Regions from separate parts of the Homo sapiens genome. Here region 1 is linked to region 2. A link is a contact called in ENCODE Hi-C data. All regions are on one chromosome and are shown on one strand. Each heading gives the region's core, a stretch centred on a gene start or an enhancer-like site at or near the end of the contact. The rest is flanking DNA. Distances are from core to core; before and after follow the strand shown. Region 1 overlaps LINC02936 (long intergenic non-protein coding RNA 2936). Region 2 holds the start of RABL2A (RAB, member of RAS oncogene family like 2A).

Region 1 (6,490 bases), core at 2,599-5,098, 49 kb after region 2:
GGGGCAGCTAAGGCATTAATTGTTAGTAATGGCTTAATGGAAAGTCTTTAGCAAATCCATTTGCATTTTAATAGAGGGCTTTTAGGCCTTGGAAGAGAAGTTAGTAATGGGGGATTTGGGGCTTTTAGAGAAATAAATTAGGGCACCCCTGACATTTACTGCAGGGTCCTTTTCCTTGCTGGTTCCTTAAAGCTACGCTGCCAAACACTTCCAGAAGTCTATTGTCGCCTGTGGCTTGACAGTCCTGGTAGAGGTTCCCTATTTTGACTGTGGCAGGCCCCTCCCAAGAGCAACTGAGCTCAGCACAGTTCTTTTCCCCTCCTTCCATCATCCCTCCAGTGACGGGGCACTGAGACTGATGCAAAGGAGAAAGGCAAGGAGAGAAATGATTTGCATCTTAGACTGGTGCAAATTCACACTTTGTGGAAAATTAACAGGTTCCTCACAAGACACCCTCCCCAGCCACCGTGAAACCAGATGCTCCTTAGCCTCCCCAGGGTGAGTCGAATGCGATCACATGAATATTGATATCCGAAACTCCCTAGGCCTAAGCATCCATTTGCCCAGTCAAGAATTTCAATTCTCACAGTTTTTCTCCTCTGCTCCACATATTCCTGGGAATCACCAGGATGTGTCTTACATGTGCCAACAGTGAGCCTGGGCTGCCTCTCACCCTGAGTCTGTGTTGCTGTGGAGGCACCACTCTGCAGCCTTCTTCCTCTCTGCAAGCAGGCTGCTACCCACACTGGCTTGGACCTCTGCCCCAGTCAAGGGGGGCAGAGCTATGACACTAGTCTCAGAGTTTCAACAATGCCTGTTGGAAAGGAAAACCCACCTATTTATTGTATCCTTTCTAACTCACTTAGGAAGGATGCACAACATCTTAAATATCACTGGAGATAAGAAGTCAACTCTGACATGAGTCTGCACAAATAAACCTTATGGAAATAACCCTTATTGTCCATTCATTTCTCCCATATATTTCCTAGGTTTTTCCCCCTCAATTTGCCACCCCTAGAAGCCCAAATGCCTTTTCTTTGTCTAGTCACTTCCCCACAATTTATTGCCCTTTGTTATGATGGTACCGTAAGCCCCCAAATCTCGCCACTTCCTTGAGGTTTTCACTTTTTTTTCTATGAAGGCCCCCTTCCTGTGCCACATACAAATATAAATGTCAAATAAAATTTAAATGATTTTCCATTATTAATCTGTCTTTTGTCAGCTTAATTCATAGGTCTCAGTCACAACATTAAGAGGGCAGAGAAAAAGTTGTGTCCTCCCTCACTATTATCAAGCTCTACTAAAGAATATGGCCTACCCTGCAGGATTCCTTCTTTCTAGGACCCACTGACTCTCTTTTAATCTGATCTTCCATTCAGACTTCCCTCCCAGGCATTGTGGAGTTTCATCTGCAAGCTACTCTCTACACAGTATTTCTGAAAAGGATGGCTTCATTCTTACAAAGTGATGTCAGACTTCTAGAGTGAATTTATTTTGGAGGTGTTCGTCAAGACCAAATGCTGCCAGGGAGCCCCACTAGAGCTCAGACTCATGTCCTCACGCAGGCATTGGAATTGGATTTGTTGTCAATGGCGTTTTACAAAACTCTGATTTTTTTTTGTTTTTGTTTTTGTTTTTTTGAGACAGAGTCTTGCTCTGTCACCCAGACTGGAGTGCAGTGGTGCGATCTTGGCTCACTGTAACCTCCAACTCCTGGGTTCAAGCGATTTTCCTGCCTCAGCTGGGACTACAGCACACGCCACCATGCCTGGCTAATTTTTTGTATTTTTAGTAGAGACGGGGTTTCACCGTGTTAGCAAGGATGGTCTCGATCTCCTGACCTCGTGATCCACCCGGCTTGGCCTCCCAAAGTGCTGGGATTACAGGTGTGAGCCACCGCGCCTGGCCCGCAAAGCTCTTTCTTAATAAAAGCTGAGACTGGTCTCAGAGAATACAACAGCAAGAAGAGAAAAATTCATCCCTGGTTCAAGGACCACACAGGCAGGGATCAAGGTGGAAAGAGATGGTTGTTGGAGAGAATGTCATAGAGACCCATGTTTAACTCATTCATGTCCTCAAGTTGAACAGTGCTTTGTTGTTGGGGGCCGAATGCCTCAGGTCTCCAGGATGTGCAGTTCAGATGCCCAACACTTTCCAGACGGTAGATTAAAAGTCTCTGCTTAAATATTGAGGCTGGTGGTTCTGTTACTGAGAGCTGTACACTTAAGAGCCTCCAACACATGATTGTGGGTGTCCCACAATAAAACACTTGCTGCAATATTCAACCCCAGACTTGGCTTGAAGAGGAAGATCCCTTCTGATGGTGAGGAGGAGGATGCCGAACCATCCAAGGTCAAGGTGGAGACCCTGCATAAGCTGTGCTAGTCAATACAGGCAGGACTCCTTGCACCTCAGATAATTATCTGATTGGGACTCCATAGGCCATAAGTTTAAAGAAGGTACTGCTCAAACCCAAGTGGATCATTTCTTGGGCAAAACTTAAAGACCCAATGAAGTGAAAACACCTATCATTTTGCTCTGGTTATGGGAAAGAGGATATCTCCTGTTAGCATACGGCAATGGTATACCTAGCAATTCAGATACTAGTTTGTCTGGGAGCAGTCAGGAAACATGAACAGGAAGCAGAAGAGTCACCCCATTCCCTTGAATAAATGGGCTCCGATGACCCTGGCGGATGGAGTTCTAAATGAAAAAAACGGAACAATCAGACTGGGTGCCAGATGTCAGCAGTGAGACAGATGGTGAGGCCAGGTAAAGTCAAATGCAGCACCCAACAACCTCTCTCATTCCTAATAAAAAGATAGTAAGGGCTCCTTTGACTCTCAGCTTATAAAGATTAGCCTACATCTGGCAGGCTCTCCAGAGGTGAGATTCTGGGACTCTGAGTCTGGAAAAAACATTACTGGAAACTAGGATCAGGGAAGAAGCTGTCCCCTCTCGTCATCCTCAGCCTTCATTCATGCTGCCACTGTAGAGCAGTCATATAGACTCTGAGCATGACATCCTCAGTGTTAGACAGAGCTTGTCTGGGGTCACAGCATGGTGAGAAAATGAGCCAGAACTGGATAGAGAGGCGCTGGAGAGGACAGAGGGAGAGATGTTGGTTAACACTCAGTAAGGAGGCTGCCCAATCCATACTTGAGCATGCGAAGCCTGGCATCACCTCATCTATAGAAATATGACCCTGGGGACAGAGTTCTGAGACACAGCAGAGCAAAAAACCATGTCGTGTTTACCTCCAAGAAGAAAAGTTTAAGTGAAGTTGGTAGAGACTTTTGCAGGTACTGTGAAGAATACACTAGGGAGAAAGAGAAATAAACATTCTCTGCACTCTCTTGGAGGCTTTATTCTTCCAGATGCTTAGATTGCAAGTAATAATAACCCAGACTACATTAACAGGAAAAAGAATAATGTATTAGCTCATAGAACTGAAAGCACAGGAATAAGTGCCTGTTTCAGGCAAAATTAGATCCAAGGCCTCCAACAATGTTTTCTGGAAATTGTTGCTCTGATTCTGCTTTCCTCTTGATGTGATTTGGATGTGTGTCACTGCCCAAATCTCATTTTGAATTATAATCTCCAATGTTAGCAGTAGGGCCTGGTGGGAAGTGATTTAAATCATGGGGGCAAATTTCTCATGAATTGTTCGGCACAGTCCCCTTGGTGCTGTCCTCAAAATAGTGAGCAAGTTCTCGAGAGATCTGGCCATTTAAAAGTGTATGAAACCGAGACAGCCAAGTGTAAAGGGGTCCCCAGAGAAACTCCAAATGGCCTGCGCACTGGGAGGGGTGCACACTGGGGTGGAGCCTCGGGAAGTTGGTGCTGTTTGCAGCCGGAAGGAGCCTGGCCCCTCCTCTTCCTGGGATTCAGACTGAACGTGGGATTCAGTCTGCGAGGCGGGAAGCACACTAGCAGGGTTCTGGCTTTGTAGAAGGTCCCTGTTAGGGTTTTTTTCCCTTTTGCCCAATAATTTCCATTTATTCTCACCCTTCAAAGTGTCTGCAAGCCTGATCTCTCATGGCCATGTGACAAGAACCCAGCTCTTAGCTGAACTAAGGGAAAAGTCCTACAACAAAACCTCCCTCCCCACTCTCTATCTCTCTTCCTCCTGCTCCAACTATGAGAGAAGCCTGCTCTCCTTTCACCTTCCCCCATGATTGGAAGCCTCCTGAGATCTCCCCAGAAGCTGATGCTGGTGCTGTGCTTAATGTGCAGCCTGAAGAACCATGAGCCAATTAAACCTCTTTTCTTATACATTATCCAGTCTTAGGTATTTATTTATAGCAATGTGAGAATGAACTAATATACTTCTCTATTAAGCTTCATTTTCAGGCAGGCTCCCTCACCCCTTCTGGAGAACATCAGCTACTCTAGGCTTACAGTCTACAGTTTAACAATTCCAGGGAAAAAAACAAGACCCTTTTTCAATATTTCCAGCAAAAGTCCAGGCATTGATACCAATTGGTACAGCTTGGTCCTGTGCCCATCACTGGTTGGGCCAATTACTGTGCCTAGAAGGACATGTGGTCTGATACATTAAGCTCACATCATGACCTCGCCTCTGACACCTGTAGGAGGGATGAGAGCTCCTCTTTATAGGACTGAATTGAGAGTGGGAGGGCTTAGCTCTCCAGAAGAAAACAGGTGCGCTGTTACTCAAAGAAGGAGTGTTGGGAAGGTGAAACAAGTGTTCACTCACCCAGTGGCCTAGGAAGCCACTTCTGCCATAAAATTGCAATACGGGTAAATGCTGGCGCTCTGAACACAGGCAGGGGTGGGCTTGAGTCCTTATGACTTATTAGTATGAGGTCAGTGAATGATTTCACTCCTCTAGGCCTCAGGTTTCTCACTGTAAAGTGAGAATACTGCCTTCTTTGTGGGTATACTGGGAGAGTGAAATGAAACAATATTAAATATTCATTCAAAGCTAAAACTAATAGTACCTTTTCCCAACCTCCCCTAGCAGCTTCAGCTTAGATTAAACTGAAAGTAGATTTTGTCTGCTTTCTTCATAACTATTTCCCTATTCTTTATAGAAAGTAGGCACCCTTGTATACAGTTGCCATAGTGTCAACATTTGTTGAATAAATGAATGAATGATGACAAAATTAATAAATTTCTGGAGAATTCCTACTTTTCAAATATCAGCTCCCAAGCCCTAGCAAACAGAATGAATTATCCCCTCCTGTGTGTCTGCTGGTATTTTTAATTAACTCCTCTTCCAGCTCTTATCAGCCAGAATGTGAACCAGGACTGTGTGTGACTCAACTCAAGCTCCTACTGCCTAGCACCCAGCCTAGTTTATGTTGCTGAATAAAAAAGATCAGCTAGTCCAAACGCCTCACTTTGCAGATGTTCTAATAGAGCCCCAGAGAGGTTAATTTGCCAAAAGCCCCACAGCTTACCGAGTGATCCATGACTTCTAGTCTATTCTTTTTTCTACTTCATACTCAGGACTCTGTTTTTTTCATGCTGCCATGAGCAATGCACACTGCCAGGAATAAAGCGAAGTTCTTGGTCCTCTAGAAAGGAAGGGGCATCTTCAGTATGAAAAGTCATCATCCTTAAAGAGTGGCATCAAGTACCAAATGCAAGTGTAAGGGTCATTCACTTGCTTCATACCACATATAAACACATTTTTAGTTTCAACATTTTTGTTTTTATTTTTGTTTTTGCAACCTTTGCTTCTTTCCAATAACTCAGGCAAGGCTCAGCCATTCCTATCCATCCTCCCCACACTTGCATACCCAATTCCCAACTATGGTTGGAGGAGGCCAACAGGCCTTATTCGGGCTGGAGACTGAATGCTACACCCACAGCAGTGGGTTGTGAACCTCCTCACGCTATGCCATCCCTTTTCTGTCTGAAGGAAGAGGTCCCAGCAGGTACTAAGCTAGCATCTCCCCTTCCCTGACTGCTCCTAAACCCAGTTTCCCAAAATCCACGTACCCTGCCCAGTTAAATTCTATTCAAACAGGATCCACCAGAAACACATTCAAGATTATTTATGGTATTTTCCTTATTGGAGACTATGAAAAGACATTTCTCTTATTCATTTACTAATTCGACAAACATTTTAGCAGATACCTGTACTATGTGCCAGGCACTGAGCGTACGAGAACAAATAAATGAATCATGAAGAATGTATGCAGGGCTAAGGCAACTATGTAATCCCTTAATAGTTTTTGTATCAGAATCCCCAAAGCAGAACTTTCTCATTCACCAACCTCTCCCCCCACCCCTCCCCCGCCAAACACCAATATTTAACTCAAAGAGCATGTCGTTAATAGCTTTTTAATTAAGAGGAAAGGTTCTTTCAAGGTAAGCTGAATCTTTTGGCTGCAAAAAGGTGTTCTTCTTATAAAAATAAAGAAAACAGCAGGTAGGTCTCTCATATTGATAGAAAGAAGGTTGATGGTGATGTATTCACTGCTTCCTTAATACCAGGAGGAAGGGCTGAATCTAAACT
Region 2 (6,217 bases), core at 592-3,091:
GGAAGTCAGGCTTTCGGCTCCAGGCACCCTACTGCACCGCAAAACCAAGTTCTGCCTAACAAACAAAAAACAGCCTGCTCACTCTCCCTAATATCCCAGGTGGTAACCTAAGAGCATTATGCTAGACACCCCTCCTCCTCCACCCTCCATGTCCAAGCTATCACCAAGGTCCTAGCAATCTTACCTCCTAAATGTCTCCCAAATCCACTTCTCTCCCTTCAATGTCCAGGCCACCAGCATGACTTCTGCATGTGTGTAGCAGCCTCCGCGCAGGACGTAAAGATGCAAATCTAGTCGTAGGCTCTCTGAAAGGAAAATTTTGGGGACCCAAAATTACTAAGCTAAAGGAAAAGTCAAGCTGGGAACTGCTCAGGGCAAACCTGCCTCCCTTTCTATTCCAAGTCACCTATCTCCTCACTAAGATAGGTGCATATCTGATTCCCTGCTTTGGAGAGGCTAATCAGAAACTCAAAACAATGCAACCTTTGTCTCTCACCTACCTGTGACCTTGGAAGCCCCCTCCCTGCTTCCAGTTGTCCCCACCTTTCTGGATGGAAGCAACGTACTTCTTACATATATTGATTGATGTCTCATGTCTCCCTAAAACCAAGCTGTGCCCTGACCACCTTGGGCACATGTCGTCAAGACCTCCTGAGGCTGTGTCACGGGTGCACGTCTTTCTAAATTACCTGAAACCATCTCAGATAGGGTTCACACATCCCTTTCCCGAACCCTCCCAGGAGCCCCTCGTGGGCGCCCAGGTCCTGCCTGCTGTTGTGGCCCAGGCTCACCTGGAGCAACTCGACTCTTCGTTACAGCCTCGTGAACCTTTCAGTTCCTAAAGCTGTCTAGCCTGTGAAAGGAAAATGAATCTGGGGGCCCCAAAATCACTAAGCTAAAGGGAAAAAAGCTGGGAACTGCTTAGGGCAAACCTGCCTCCCCATCTATTCAAAGTCACCCCTCTGCTCACTGAGATAGGTTAATATGTGATAGCCTCCTTTGCGGAGGCTATTCAGAAACCCGAAAGAATACAACAGTTTGTCTCTCACCTACCTGTGACCTGGAAGCCCCCTCCCTGCTTCGAGTTGTCCCGCCTTTCCCGAGGGAACCAACGTTCATCTTACATATATTGATGTCTCCTGTCTCCCTAAAATGTATAAAAGCAAGCTGTGTCCCGACCACCTTTGGCACATGTCAAGACCTCCTGAGGCTGTGTCACGGGCGTGCGTCCTCAACCTTGGCAAAATAAACTTTCTAAATTGACTGAGACCGTCTCACATATTCGAGGTTCACAAGCCCATGCATGGGGACGTCCCCTGGGGTAGCGCCCCTCCTCCACTGAGCTCACTCGCTTCCTCCTTGTGTGTTTTCTTCAGAAGAAATTTCACAGCTACTTGGTCCACACCTGTCTGCCCCACAGGAACCTCTCTTCTCCACAGGCACATGGGCGGCGTACCTGCTGGGCTGTGTGGAGAGGACCGGGTTCCTCTCCTGATTCCTGCTCAGTTAATAACGAATGTCGACAAGTCGAGAAAATTGCTCAAATTTACCCCATCAAAGAATTAAAAACTGGTGAAAGCTTGACCTGCGCCCCCCACCCCTGACGTGCTCACCGCTCCACTCCCTCTAGGCGGGCGGCACCCGCTGAAGCCTCAGTACCACACCCACAGCCAGGAGCCCCAGTCCCGCACTCGGCCGCATGCGCACTCCCTGCGGCCCTCCCGCCAGGCGCCGCGCTGGGCAGCCAGCGCCCCGGCGGGGTCCTTCAGGCCTTCGGCCGGGCAGCCTCCCTCGGGGTCCTTGCGCGGTTGCGTAGCAGCTGCGAGGACGCGGGGCGAGCCGGAAGTGGAGTGCGCTGCGGTGCGAGCTGGGCCGGCGGGGTGGTTCGAGAGCGCGCAGAGTCCAGACTGGCGGCAGGGCCCGAGGGGCCGACCCGCAGCGTCCCTGGTCTCTCCAGCCCTCACTCGGAACCGCACGTGAGGGCAAATCCGCCCCGGTGGCTGGCTTAGCACGCGGGGACAGCCCCTCCGAGGCCTCCCTAGCGGTGTGGGCGAGAGGGCGTCCGGGTCGGGGGAAGCACGGAAAGGTGGCTTCGCGAGGCTGTTGTGGGGGGCGGGACGGGCAGCCTGGCGATGCCTGGACATGGTTGGTGGCCAAAAACATTTATCGAAAGATAGCATACCCACTTAGATGGCGAGGACATCGACAAGCAAGTCTTCGCCCGTAAGCGGTGGCTCACGCCTATAGTCCAGGGATGCCGAGGAGGGAGGATCGCTTGAGTCCAGGAGTTGGAGGCTGCAGTGAGCCGTGATCGCGCCACTGCACTCCAGCCTGGGCGACAGAGTGAGACCCTATCTCTAAACAAAAGAAAGAACGTCTTCAAGCATGGAGCCATGAAGCTGGATTTGGCTTTCTGTCGCTCTCTCTACAGGGTACAGGTGAAAGGGGGCAGACCCCTCATCATGCTTTCCAGGCATCTGCCACTTCCCAGGAATTGTCTCCCTGGATAAACAAGGCGAAGTCCCTGGCTGTGCAGAAGCAGTAGCTGTGTGGTGGCACAGTCAGGAAAACTCGGGGGCCCTGTTGGTATTTTCTACCCCTGACCCGTGTGCATACTTCTGTCGTAGCTCTCACCACAGTAGACTCTGCTATCATTGTGTCTTCCATCCTCTGAACCCTGTGCAAGGTCTGCTCATGGTGAATGCCCAGTAAGGCTCACCTATTGCTGCTATCTCATCATCATATCATTTCTATGTGCCCCCCTAGCTAAGAGTCTGGACTGTGGTTACATTCTCAGGAATGTCTGCAAAGTCATATTTAGGTGTGAGGAGAGTAAAACAGAGCTAGACATAATGTTGCACACAGCCTTTGGCACTGGATGCCTGGTGAATGTCTTGTGCAAATGGGTAACGTGAGGAGCAGCATTTGGGGTGCGCAGGACTTAACTATTTGTGTATAACATATTACTGATGCCTGTGTGTCATCCTCTGCTACTCCAAGTCTAGTAGCCAATTGCATACCATATCTCAGTCTGGCACTGAGGGAAGCAGTCTGGATGGAGGTACAGCTGGAGATTTGGTTGAGGGGACTTATCTCTGACAACAGCCTCTTGTTGATCTTCCCAGACAGTGACAATACCCTCCCCTCCCTTGGGCTGGACCCCTCTCTACAGCTAGGAGCCAATGGCAGAAGACAAAACCAAACCGAGTGAGTTGGACCAAGGGAAGTATGATGCTGATGACAACGTGAAGATCATCTGCCTGGGAGACAGCGCAGTGGGCAAATCCAAGTATGTTGGGAGATTAGGGAATAAATACCAGCCCCAGAGAGGGTCCAGGTCATTTAAAAAGTCCTCCAGAGGCAGAGGAGCATGGCTTCTTGGGGCTGGTGAAGGAGCAGTCTTGGCTGGAGCCCAGATGTTCATGGGGGAACGAGGGGAATCACATGACCCGTTGTGTGTGTCGGGTGGAGGGGGCAGGTCATAAGGACTGAGGAATTTGAATGTTTCCTCTGAGCCCTGAGAGAACGTGTGGAGCAACTGAGGACATTGTATGTGGTTTGTGGGCTGAGGGATGGCAAGGGCGGGGAGTGGGAATGGAAAGACAAAAGTGACTATGCCACCGTGACAGATTGGGTAAAGGTGGTAAAGATGCTTTCTTGGAGGGACTCTCTGAAATAGAGAAAACTGGGTAGAACTGACGATTGACTATAATCATTGTGAAGACTGGCTTCTTCTTGTAATGAATTTCGGTGCCTACATGCCACCTGGAGAGGTGAAGGGAGGCTCTGCCGTGCTGCCAGCTTGTCTCCATGAGACGTCCTAGTTCTCACGCCTAGGACTGCTGAGGGCACATGTCCATTTCCGCCTTCATAGCATGACGGTACACTTGCCCCTGCCCAGAGAAGTGGTCACGTTTATCTCCCAAGTACTCCAGGCCCACCTTGGTTTCTACCTTCATTTTTATAGTCAAGTCCTTTGACTCAGGTAGCTGTGAATAATTCTCTGGGGGCTTTGCTGGTTTTTAGGCCATCTCCATGAATTTGAATTCTCTGTCTCTCTCTCTCTCTCTCTTCCCCACCACACAATCACACACTGCAGCTCTGGTTTAGAATTTTTTTTTTTTTTTTGAGACGGAGTCTCGCTCTGTCCCCCAGGCTGGAGTGCAGTGACGTGATCTCGGCTCACTGCAAGCTCCGCCTCCCGGGTTCACACCATTCTCCTGCCACAGCCTTGCGAGTAGCTAGGACTACAGGCGCCCGCCACCACACCCAGCTAATTTTATTTTTGTATTTTTAGTAGAGACGGGGCTTCACCTTGTTAGCCAGGATGGTCTTGATCTCCTGACCTCGTGATCCGCCCACCTCAGCCTCCGAAAGTGCTGGGATTATAGGCATGAGCCACCGCGCCCGGCCTCTGGTTTAGTATTTTATAGTTACTTTGACCATCCTCAACAGCACGCCTGTACAGTAAAAGTGAGGGTAGGTGTTGTAGTTTGGGAAGGTTACCCAATAAATAATACCCCCTTTATCCCCACTCAAGTTTAAAACAACAAAGAATAGAAATGGCAGGCAGGTGTAGAGCAAATTGCCACTTTAATAACAAACAGAGCTTTCGGAGAATGTATCTTGGTATACCCAGCTCCCAAGTTCAATGCTAGTCTCTTTATATGCCTCATTTCAAACAGTAACAAAAAATAAGAATCCAAGTAGTTAACTTGACGTCAAAGATTACCATAACATTGGCCTCCACAGACACAACAATTAGAAAACAAGCCAGTCTTCATCCACTAGCAGTATCTCAGGCAAAAGGTTGTCCCAGATACAAAGACCATGATGGAAACAGTGCATCTGAGGGAAGGTGAGTGCATGAGAACACTGTGGTTCAGTTTTGATTGGACTCAAGAACTACTGCCAATTTTCAGTATCTCTAACCTATGAATCTAAACTCGGTTGGGCTAAAACACCCATTAAGAGGTTGACACATCAGGCTGTGGTGAGCTATGATTGTGCCACTGCACTCTAGCCTAGTGACAGAGCAAGACCCTGTCTCAAAAAAAAAAGTTAACACTTGTGTTCATCATATCTGAAGGGCGTCAGTTGTACACGGCCTCATTTCTAGATAGCAATGTTGTGGCAGTGCGGCCTTCTTGCAGAGTTCAGAAATTTACCACGGTAGCAGCCCCAGTCACCAGGCTTTCTTTAAGGTGCCTTTTTTTTTTTTTCTCATGCAGCATGTTCATGCTTCTTGATTCCACTCAGGGCTCTGTTGGTGGGCTCTGATGACAGCTCCCCTACCCCCTGTGAACAGGTGACCTCAGACCTGGGCACTGCCTCCTGTGGAAGGCTTTTCCTTTGCTCCTGCACATGCCACCTTCCTGAGCTGCCATTACAGGTGTGAGCCACTGCACCCGACCAGATTTCTTTTGACCCCAGGTGATCATACTGCTTAATAACAAGACATGGTGTTTTTTTGTTTTTTTGGTTTTTTTTTGAGACAGAGTCTTGCTCTGTCACCCAGGCTGGAGTACAGTGGGGCAATCTCGGCTCACTGCAACCTCCGCCTCCCAGGTTCAAGCAATTCTCATGCCTCAGCCTCCTGAGTAGCTGGGATTACAGGCATGCGCCACCATGCCTAGCTAATTTTTTTGTATTTTTAGCAGAGGTTTTGCCATGTTGGCCAGGTTGGTCTGGAATTCCTAACCTCAAGTGATCTGTCTGCCTTGGCCTCCCAAAGCGCTGGGATTACAGGTGTGAGCCACCGCACCCAGCCAACAAGACGTGGCTTTCTGATTCCATCTTTAAGAGTAGTTAGGTCCAGATGTGTTGTCTTTTTTCTTTGATAGCTGTCTAACTTGGCCTTTAGGGTCTTCCATTACCGTTAATGATTGCCTATCATCGTTGTGCAAAGAGGGCAAAGGCACACCCCCCCCACCCAAAACTAAGGCCACATGGTGTGAGTACAGACTAGAGTGATGGGGGAAACTTACAAGCAGAAAGGTCACACCATGTGACTCCCTGGGTCCCAAGCTCTCATTATCCTGAGGGAGTTGTGCTTAGGCCACCAGTGACCAGTGCCTACTCTAAATATTTTTGGGAAAAGAAGACAGGGAACATCTGTGTATGTGACAGTGACAGAGGCAGCTTCCTAGAGCCTCCGGAGGTAGGCCTGCTCTGTTTTTGAGCTCAGGCCTGCCGAGCTGGTTCTCTGCTAAGCTGC

What was found. Hi-C counts contacts between places; a loop is a spot of excess contacts on that map.
Region 1: a map of Right ventricle myocardium inferior shows a loop between it and region 2 (16-fold over the local background). The contact joins the enhancer-like site here to the promoter of RABL2A in region 2. A Hi-C loop is called at or near these places in 1 of 168 maps with a recorded cell type or tissue (Right ventricle myocardium inferior).

The regions. Positions count from the first base shown.
Region 1 is chr2:113,672,241-113,678,730 of GRCh38, forward strand. LINC02936 (long intergenic non-protein coding RNA 2936) reads right to left here. Exons shown (of 3, transcript NR_186169.1): 3 at 5,462-5,543. Among named protein-coding and RNA genes, the nearest start is that of LINC02936, 29 kb to the right of the region's middle. Within about 2 kb of position 3,849, at least 4 of the 41 ENCODE cell types and tissues checked have a DNase peak (open chromatin) inside an H3K27ac peak, as active enhancers do.
Region 2 is chr2:113,625,425-113,631,641 of GRCh38, forward strand. RABL2A (RAB, member of RAS oncogene family like 2A) reads left to right here and starts at 1,842. Exons shown (of 9, transcript NM_001306158.2): 1 at 1,842-1,976; 2 at 3,130-3,289. The coding sequence starts at 3,183. It also overlaps the pseudogene RPL23AP7. RefSeq lists a silencer at 1,602-1,911.